Linked DNA regions of Homo sapiens: all the other regions are linked to region 2. The links are chromatin loops, found by intact Hi-C in ENCODE. Cell type or tissue: GM12878. All regions are shown on one strand.

Region 1 (2,500 bases), 170 kb after region 2:
CATTCCACATGGGCATTCTCACCTATTATCCCTAAGAAAGATTTTGCCTGGACTTCAGCTGTCCATTTGATTCTTCTGAGCAGGAGCCTCTGCCAGACCCCAGCTTTTCCCTACCTCCCCTGAAGTCAGAAAAGGAATGGATTACAGGATTACTCACCTGTCGTGCGGCCAGAGGCATAGAGGGAGAGCACAGCTTGAATGGCGACGTACATGGCAGGGACATTGAAGGTTTCAAACATGATCTTAAAGGACAATGAAGAATAAAAGATTATTTGGCAAAAATCACAGCACTTCTTGGCCTGTAGAATGGTTTGTAATCTCATTAAGGGCAGGAACTATGCCAGTTTGATAGTTCATTATTCCACACCCACTCCCCCAGGGCCTGGCATGGACCACAGACATAGCAGGTCCTCAGAGAGTTCTGTTGCACTGATGTTTGAAGGGGAGAAAGTATCTGGCCAAGCATCCATGTTGCATTCTTATGCCAGTGTTCAAGTCTTCCTGGCTTCTTACCTGGGTCATCTTTTCCCTGTTGGCCTTGGGATTTAGGGGAGCCTCTGTGAGCAGGGTGGGGTGCTCTTCAGGTGCTACACGCAGCTCATTGTAGAAGGAGTGGTGCCAGATCTAGTGGAGACAAAAGCCATATGAGCCTGGCAGACTCCCAATGGCTGGAAAATTCTCATTGACATTCCCATGCTGGGAGAGTGTGGCACCATGTTACACAGGATGGGATGGATCTGGAGAGGAGAATGGTCAGCCCTGGAAATTTCTGATTGACATTTAAAGGGTATACTCCTTCTCAACAGGGCCCCAGGTAGGACTCAGACCTGGAACCAGTATTTTCTATGTGTTCATTATTTCCATTTGACCTTCCCTCCTCTTCACTCTCCTACAGTCTCTCCCCTGCCTTTGTGCACTGAGTGATGCAAGGCACATTGTATCACTCAAGTGTTCATTGCTTTCTGGCTTCTGGCTATATTTGGCTGATAGAAGATTCCTGCAAGAGGCTGGAAAGTAGGAGGGCAAAAGAAGTCAGGGTCTATCTCCTGACAATGGCGTGGCCCTCCATGAGCACAGTTCCTGTTGGGCAGCCCCTCTTTCAGAGCTCAAGCTCTCACTAAGCTCCAATGACACTGCCCTCGTCACCTGACCCCTTCATGTTTAGGGGTGTGAGAGCTCCCTCTGTTGCTGGCTCTTGGGTGCCTCGACATCCCTTTGTAGTTGCCTTAACCCTATGCACATTTCTGTAGGACATTCATTTAACCAGTTGTAAAACCCCAGCTGAGTATACACTGTCAAACAATTTCAAAACCGCAGCTGAGTGTACACTATCTCCTGCTGAGAATCTGACAGAGGCACTTGGGCTCAATTTTCACTGGCTATTATTGGCCAGGCTGGTGCTTTAAAGCAGGGTTTCTCAATCGCAGCTCTATGACATTTTAGGTTGGATAATTCTTTGTTGTGGAGGGCCGACCAGTATCCCTGGTCTCCACCCACTGGATGCTAGCAGCAGTTTTCCAGTTGTGACAATAAAAAATGTCTGCAGACATTGCCAAATGTCCTTTGGGAAGCAAAATCATCCTGGTTAAGAACCACCGCTTAGCCTGGGCAACACACTGTGGGCCTGTCTCTACAAAAAGATAAAAAATTAGCCAGGCATGGTAGCGCCTGCCTGTAATCTCAGCTACTCAGGAGGCTGGGGCAGGAGGATCGCTTGAGCCCAGGAGGTCAAGGCTGCAGTGAGCTGTGATCATGGCACTGCACTCCAGCCTGGGCAACAGAGCAAAACCCTGTCTCAAAAATAAAAAAGAACCACTGTTTTAGAGGAAGTTAATTTCTTCCTGTGTCCAGTTCCTTCTTCAGTGATCAAGTACGACCAAAAAGGAGTCTTTCAGAGGGATTGGGCAAAGTGTAGCAGGGACATGGGGCTTTGGTTTCCTCAGAGGTGAGGCACAGGGTCATTTGATGCCATTGGACCCATGTATTTATGGACCGCCAGGTTTGTGCTAAGACGGTGGTAAGTGTGATGAGGGCAGATATGAATCAGACATGGCACCCTATTCTCAGTTGCAAAGTCCAGAGGGGAGAGAGACGTTTAAAAAAGACCAAAACAAACAAAAAGAAAAACACAAGCCACATTTTAAGTGAAAGAAGAGGTAGGAGTAATTCATTATCTGAGGGATTTAAATGGGCCTTGAGGGCAAAAGAAGGTCTCCAGAGGCTGCTGCAAAAGGCATCCGAGGCAGAGGGAATGGCACAGGCAGAGGCCCTGGACTGTGAGCATTGCACAGGAGCCTGAAGGACAGCAACTGGTCTTAAGGAGGGGACCCCATGCTACTTAAAATGTGCTTCCTCAAGGCCCTGTCTCAGAGTCACCTGGGATCATCTGACCCACTGAACCAGAATCCTTGGGTGTTGGGCTCAAGCATCTGCACTTGATTTTGGTTTCTTTTTTGGAGTTTTTATACCTTAAAAGTTAAAGATGTTGATAATTTTTAAA
Region 2 (2,500 bases):
CCACCCAGCCTCTCTGCCTTTGCCCACATGATTCTCCTCACTGGGAATGCTTCCTCCCTCTCCTCAGCCTGACTAGTAACGGGCCAGTATTCATGGCCCCTGGCACGCTCACCTCGGGAAACCTAGCTTGAGCATTCCTCCTCCTCTGAACCACAGCATCAAGTCTGCCTCTCAACGACCCCAGTCTCCATGACTTTATTTCATATGTCTCTAGAGCACAAACAGCTTGAACATAGGGACCGAGCCCTCGTCTTCCACCCATACCCACTGCCCAGCACAGCGCGAGGCTGAGCTTGCAGGCACCCGAGGAACCTGGCTGCTCCTCCTCAGCACTTCTTCTGCAGAGGCAGATGCTCTGCTATTTAAAGATCTCCCTGTGGACTGGGAGGGCAAGGTCAGAAGGACTCTGTTTGGTGACTTGGGGTCTGAGTCACTGATGTTCTCCCTGTGAAGATGTCTAGGTTGCCTGGTAGGAAACTGCTTAGAAGCAAGGCAGAGGCAAGACTGGCCCACAGTGCTGCCCAGAGCCCTGGCCTCTTCCCTCAGGTTGGATCTCAGCATGCTAGCCTTCAGGTTTGTCTCTGGCTTCCAGGCAGCAGACAAAAGCACTGGCAGCTCCAGGGCACATGGAAGGGGACAAGGAGTCTGACAGTCCACAGTGGAGCCCATCAACGGGTCATGACAGCATCCCCAGTTTCCCTTCCTACCCCTCCGGCCCTGAGCCACGGGGACAGGATGAGCCGAGTGTGAAGACTAACACAGTTCCAAGGCTGACCCAAGACTCGGGGACTGGCATTTAAACAAGATGAGGACAAACAGCTGAGGCTGGGGGAAATGACCCTAACCCTGAGCCAGATTCCAGCTCTAAGGCTCCCCTGGACAGTCAACATGTTGTCTCCTACACACCCACCTGGCCCCACCCCCCGCCCTCGCCTGCTCAGCTACATGCAGCAAGGGGAACCAGGCACAGCCGTGGCCATGCAGCAAGGGGAACCAGGCACAGCTGTGGCTCTTGAGTGGGCTCAACACTCACCCACTTTGCAATGGGGCAACCGCGGGAGCTCTTTCCCTCCTTCCCCGTGTAGATGACCTTCTCGATCCGGATGGCTTTCCCCTTCTCTCCATACCTGAAGAGGGAGACAGAAGCCACCATTAGCACAGCAGAACCCCAAAGGAGAACAACTTTTGGTCAGAAGACAGCCTCAGTGTGCTTTTGTTTGAGTTTCTGGTTACCGTCGGGGGCAACAGAGAAGAAAGAGAAAGGTTTAAATGTTATTTGGTACCTAAAGGCTCTGGAGACACAGCGGCCACTTCCAGGCTTCCAGGTTCACCTGCCCCTTCTCTGCTCCCGCCCATCGGGCCCCCTCTGATCCAAGGCAGAAAGACAGCCGAGCAGAATGTCCCTGATCGTTACCTCCGAACTCCAGAAGGGAACTGAAACCAAAGGCTAAACATGGGCATTTGTATCCAGCCCTGTTAGCTGAGTCACCCTGAGAGTTAGCTATTTATAAATATAACAAATGAAATAAATGGGGGAACCCTTATTATTCTCTTTGAATAATCCCTAGATGACATTTGACCATGATGATGACAAACAGCTGAGGTTGGGGAGAAGTGGCTCTACTAAGCCCAAACGCCAGCTCTGAGGTTCCCCTGGACAGTAAACACATCTGGTTCCTGCACACGTCACCTGCCCTGGCTCCCCCACACACTCAGGGCTTCAGAACCCCAGCTCTCTAGGACTGTCTAATCAACCACACTATATTCAGAGATGGTGCAACTATGGCCCCTGGAGTTGAACTGACTTATCCAAGGCCACACAACTACAAAGAGGCAGCAGTGGTCTAAGCACAGCCCTGGACATCAGACAGACTTGGGTGTGAGTGCCAGCCCTGCCACTGTCTTGCTATATAACTGTGGCCAAATTACTAAACTTCTCTAAGCCTCAGTTTTCTCATCTGTAAAATGGAGATTAAAATGATCCCCACCTCCTGGGCTTGGTAAAGATCAAACAATAGTCCACAGGGAGTATATTATTTAAAGTGCTTTGAAGTTCCTGGCATGAGGAAAGAGTCCAATAAACAGTAATTATTTTTAATAATGTAAACGCCATCTTACAGAATCTTCTTATTTTTAACAGTTTTTTAGTTTCAGGTGCAATGTCATATCACCTGCAGATAATGGTCATTTGCCACCTATTCCCTTCTATTCTTTATAGCTCTAGCCATAAAGAAAGCACCTAAGATGGCCAGGGGCTTTCTTTTTTTTTCTTTCTTTTTGAGACGGAGTCTCACTCTGTCGCCCAGGCTGGAATGCAGTGGTGCAATCTCGGCTCATTGCAACCTCCGCTTCCCGGGTTCAAGTAATTCTCTGCCTCAGCCTCCCGAGTAGCTGGGATTACAGGTGCCTGCCACCACGCCCAGCTAATTTTTGTATTTTTAGTAAGGACAGGGTTTCACCATGTTGGCCAGGCTCGTCTTGAACTCCTGACCTCATGATC
Region 3 (2,500 bases), 260 kb after region 2:
TGCTTTTCCACTCAAGACCTTTGCATAGCTGACTCCTTTTCCTGGGATGCTTTTACCCTCATCTTCACTTGGCTGGCTCTGCCTCATCATTCATTTCTCAGTTTACATGTTACCTCCTCAAGGAGAACTTCTCTGACCACCCATTCTAAGGAGCCACCCAGTCATCCTTCATTAGTTGGTCTTATTTTAATTGTCTTGATAATCCTTACCACTGTCTGATATGATTTGGGTTGCTTATTGTCTTTCATTCCCCACTAGAATATAATTTCCAGAAAGTTAAGATCCTTTTCTGCCTTGCTCACAGCTCTATCCCCACTGCCTAGAATGGCTTGCGAAACCAGATGTGACACTCAATGAACATTGTTGAATGTTCAAATGTTGTTGAGATAAATATTGTCTCACTGTCCCCAAAATGATTTACAGGAATGTAATTAGCCAATTATGCTGATTACTGAGATGAACAATGAAAAACAATGACCGTTATGCTTTTGGGACCCACTCTTCTCTGCAAGGCACTTAGAGCTAGAAGCAGAAAGCCTAAAGGCTAGATGCCTTTATTAATTGAGCAAGTGTTTATTGAATATCTTTCAAGCTCATGGGTCTGTGTCTGGCATGGGTCTACCACAGTGAAAAAGAAAAACTGGGCGGGGCATGGTGGCTCATGCCTATAATCCCAGCACTTTGGGAGGCTGAGGTGGGCAGATCACAAGGTCAGGAGATCAAGACCACCCTGGCTAACATAGTGAAAACCTGTCTCTACTAAAAATACAAAATTAGCTGGGCGTGGTAGTGGGTACCTCTAGTCCCAGCTGCTCAGGAGGCTGAGGCAGGAGAATCACTTGAACCCAGGAGGCAGAGGTTGCAGTGAGCTGAGATCGTGCCATTGCATTCCAGCCTGGGCGACAAAGTGAGACTCCATCTCAAAAAAAAAAGAAAAGAAAAGAAAAGAAAAAAGAAAAACTGAGTTCCAGTTGTTTTAAGTCTTCCGTGGATGAAGGTTTAGAGCCATTAGAAGGAAAAAATTCTTTAAAAGATGAGCAATATTCTCAAGGGGAGGCTAGGTGAGCTCCATGCATTGAGACACTAAAACAGCCTATCTTGAACATTGCTTGGGAATGGAGGGGCTATGAAAGCAGAAATGGAGTGTGTACTAAAAACAAATTGTTCACATTGTTAAAATTTTTGCTATGAGTCCATTGGGAATATAAAATGACAAATAGGTTTGAAAAGTACTTGGGAAGAAAAAGATATAGAATGAGCTGATTCAAATAAAGGGAAATGTAGCAAATGCACTGGGATCTTTTAAGTTTGTGCATTATGAATGCATGCATATATGTTCCTTTTCAGCTGGAGTTGGAATTACCCAGTGAAGTTGTTCTTAAGAAGGCTACTGTAAAACCAGTAACATGAAGGTGAATCTGTGGTTTGGAGCTCCCCCTACAGTTTGTTTGAAGACTGGTCTCTCTCATCTCCAAGAAAAATGACCACTTTGGAAAATGAGTTCTTACGCATGCTTGGAAATATTTTTAATGTGTATATATTGTTTAAATTTATGTTTAAATGTGTACATGAGGAATCCGTTTTATGTTAGACATATTTTTTTCGTTTGTTACCTGCTTGCTAGCTGTGGACTGTATAATTTATTTTCCAATAAGTCAAAGTCTTTGTTTTAGGTCAGAGTGCCATTTTCAAGGTTGCGAATTTCAACAAGAGTTAAATGACACGTGAAACTTTATGGCTATTTGAGAATTGGACATTTTGAATGAGAGATTTTATCATTTTATATTTTGTTTACGTATTTCTTTTCAAATATAGGGCCTGAATTATGACCAAGCACTATAACTTTTAATGAGGGATAAAGAATTGCATGCCACTATGTGTGTACTCTGAAAAATACTCATTTAGTTAGTCATTTGACAAATACTGATTATCATCTATGTGCCCGACACTGTTTAAGGCATTAGGCACATATCAATGAACAAAGCAGACAAAAATTTCCCTGCCCTTGGGGATCTTGTAGTTTAGTGATGGATGGAGGAGTAGTGGATTATAAAAATTATCATGATAAAGAAGTCAATTACATAGTGTATTAAAAGGTTCAAAGTACTGTGAAAGCAATGGGCCCTGGCACAGGAAATCAGATTGAAGGAAGGGAGAAGCAGTGAGGCAACTGCAATTCCAAATAGTGTGGTCAAGGAAACTCCCATTGAAAAGATTTGAGAAAAGACTTGGAGGTAAGAAGAGCTTTCCAGGCAGGGAATAGCAAGTACAGAGGCCTTCAATCAGGAGCTTGCTGGTGCATTCAAGGCACAGTAAAGGGGCTCAGCGTGCCTGGAGTGGAGTGAAGGGGAGTGTAGCTGTAAATCATATAGGGCAAGAGTCAGCAAACCAGTGCAGCCTGTTTTTGTAAATAAAGTTTTATTGGAACATGGCCATGCTCATTTGTTTATGTATTTTCTGTGGCTGCTTTCATGCTACAACCAGAAAGTGGAGTTGTTGA

The links. Hi-C counts contacts between places; a loop is a spot of excess contacts. Peaks named below come from ENCODE experiments on the same cell type or tissue, not always from the same donor. Only the 100,000 strongest peaks of a DNase experiment are listed, where the experiment ranks them.
Region 1: a loop joins it to region 2, with 2.9 times the contacts of the local background. A loop is called at or near these places in 3 of 110 quality-filtered maps.
Region 3: it touches region 2 in a loop (2.9-fold over the local background); 4 of 110 quality-filtered maps call a loop at or near these places.

What each region holds. Positions count from the first base shown.
Region 1 is chr2:73,906,797-73,909,296 of GRCh38, reverse strand. ACTG2 (actin gamma 2, smooth muscle) reads right to left here. Exons shown (of 9, transcript NM_001615.4): 4 at 514-624; 5 at 158-242. Among named protein-coding and RNA genes, the nearest start is that of ACTG2, 15 kb to the right of the region's middle. In GM12878, a CTCF peak has its summit at 1,176; a DNase peak (open chromatin) is centred at 1,189.
Region 2 is chr2:74,079,125-74,081,624 of GRCh38, reverse strand. It overlaps TET3 (tet methylcytosine dioxygenase 3), which reads right to left. Exons shown (of 12, transcript NM_001287491.2): 6 at 1,034-1,127. Among named protein-coding and RNA genes, the nearest start is that of BOLA3, 68 kb to the left of the region's middle. In GM12878, a CTCF peak has its summit at 1,129; a DNase peak (open chromatin) is centred at 1,644; H3K27ac peaks cover 1,532 bases.
Region 3 is chr2:73,823,068-73,825,567 of GRCh38, reverse strand. LOC105374807 (a long non-coding RNA gene) reads left to right here. Exons shown (of 3, transcript XR_940246.3): 3 at 1,348-2,431. Among named protein-coding and RNA genes, the nearest start is that of STAMBP, 4.6 kb to the left of the region's middle. In GM12878, a CTCF peak has its summit at 1,438 (motif pointing left); a DNase peak (open chromatin) is centred at 1,433; H3K27ac peaks cover 246 bases.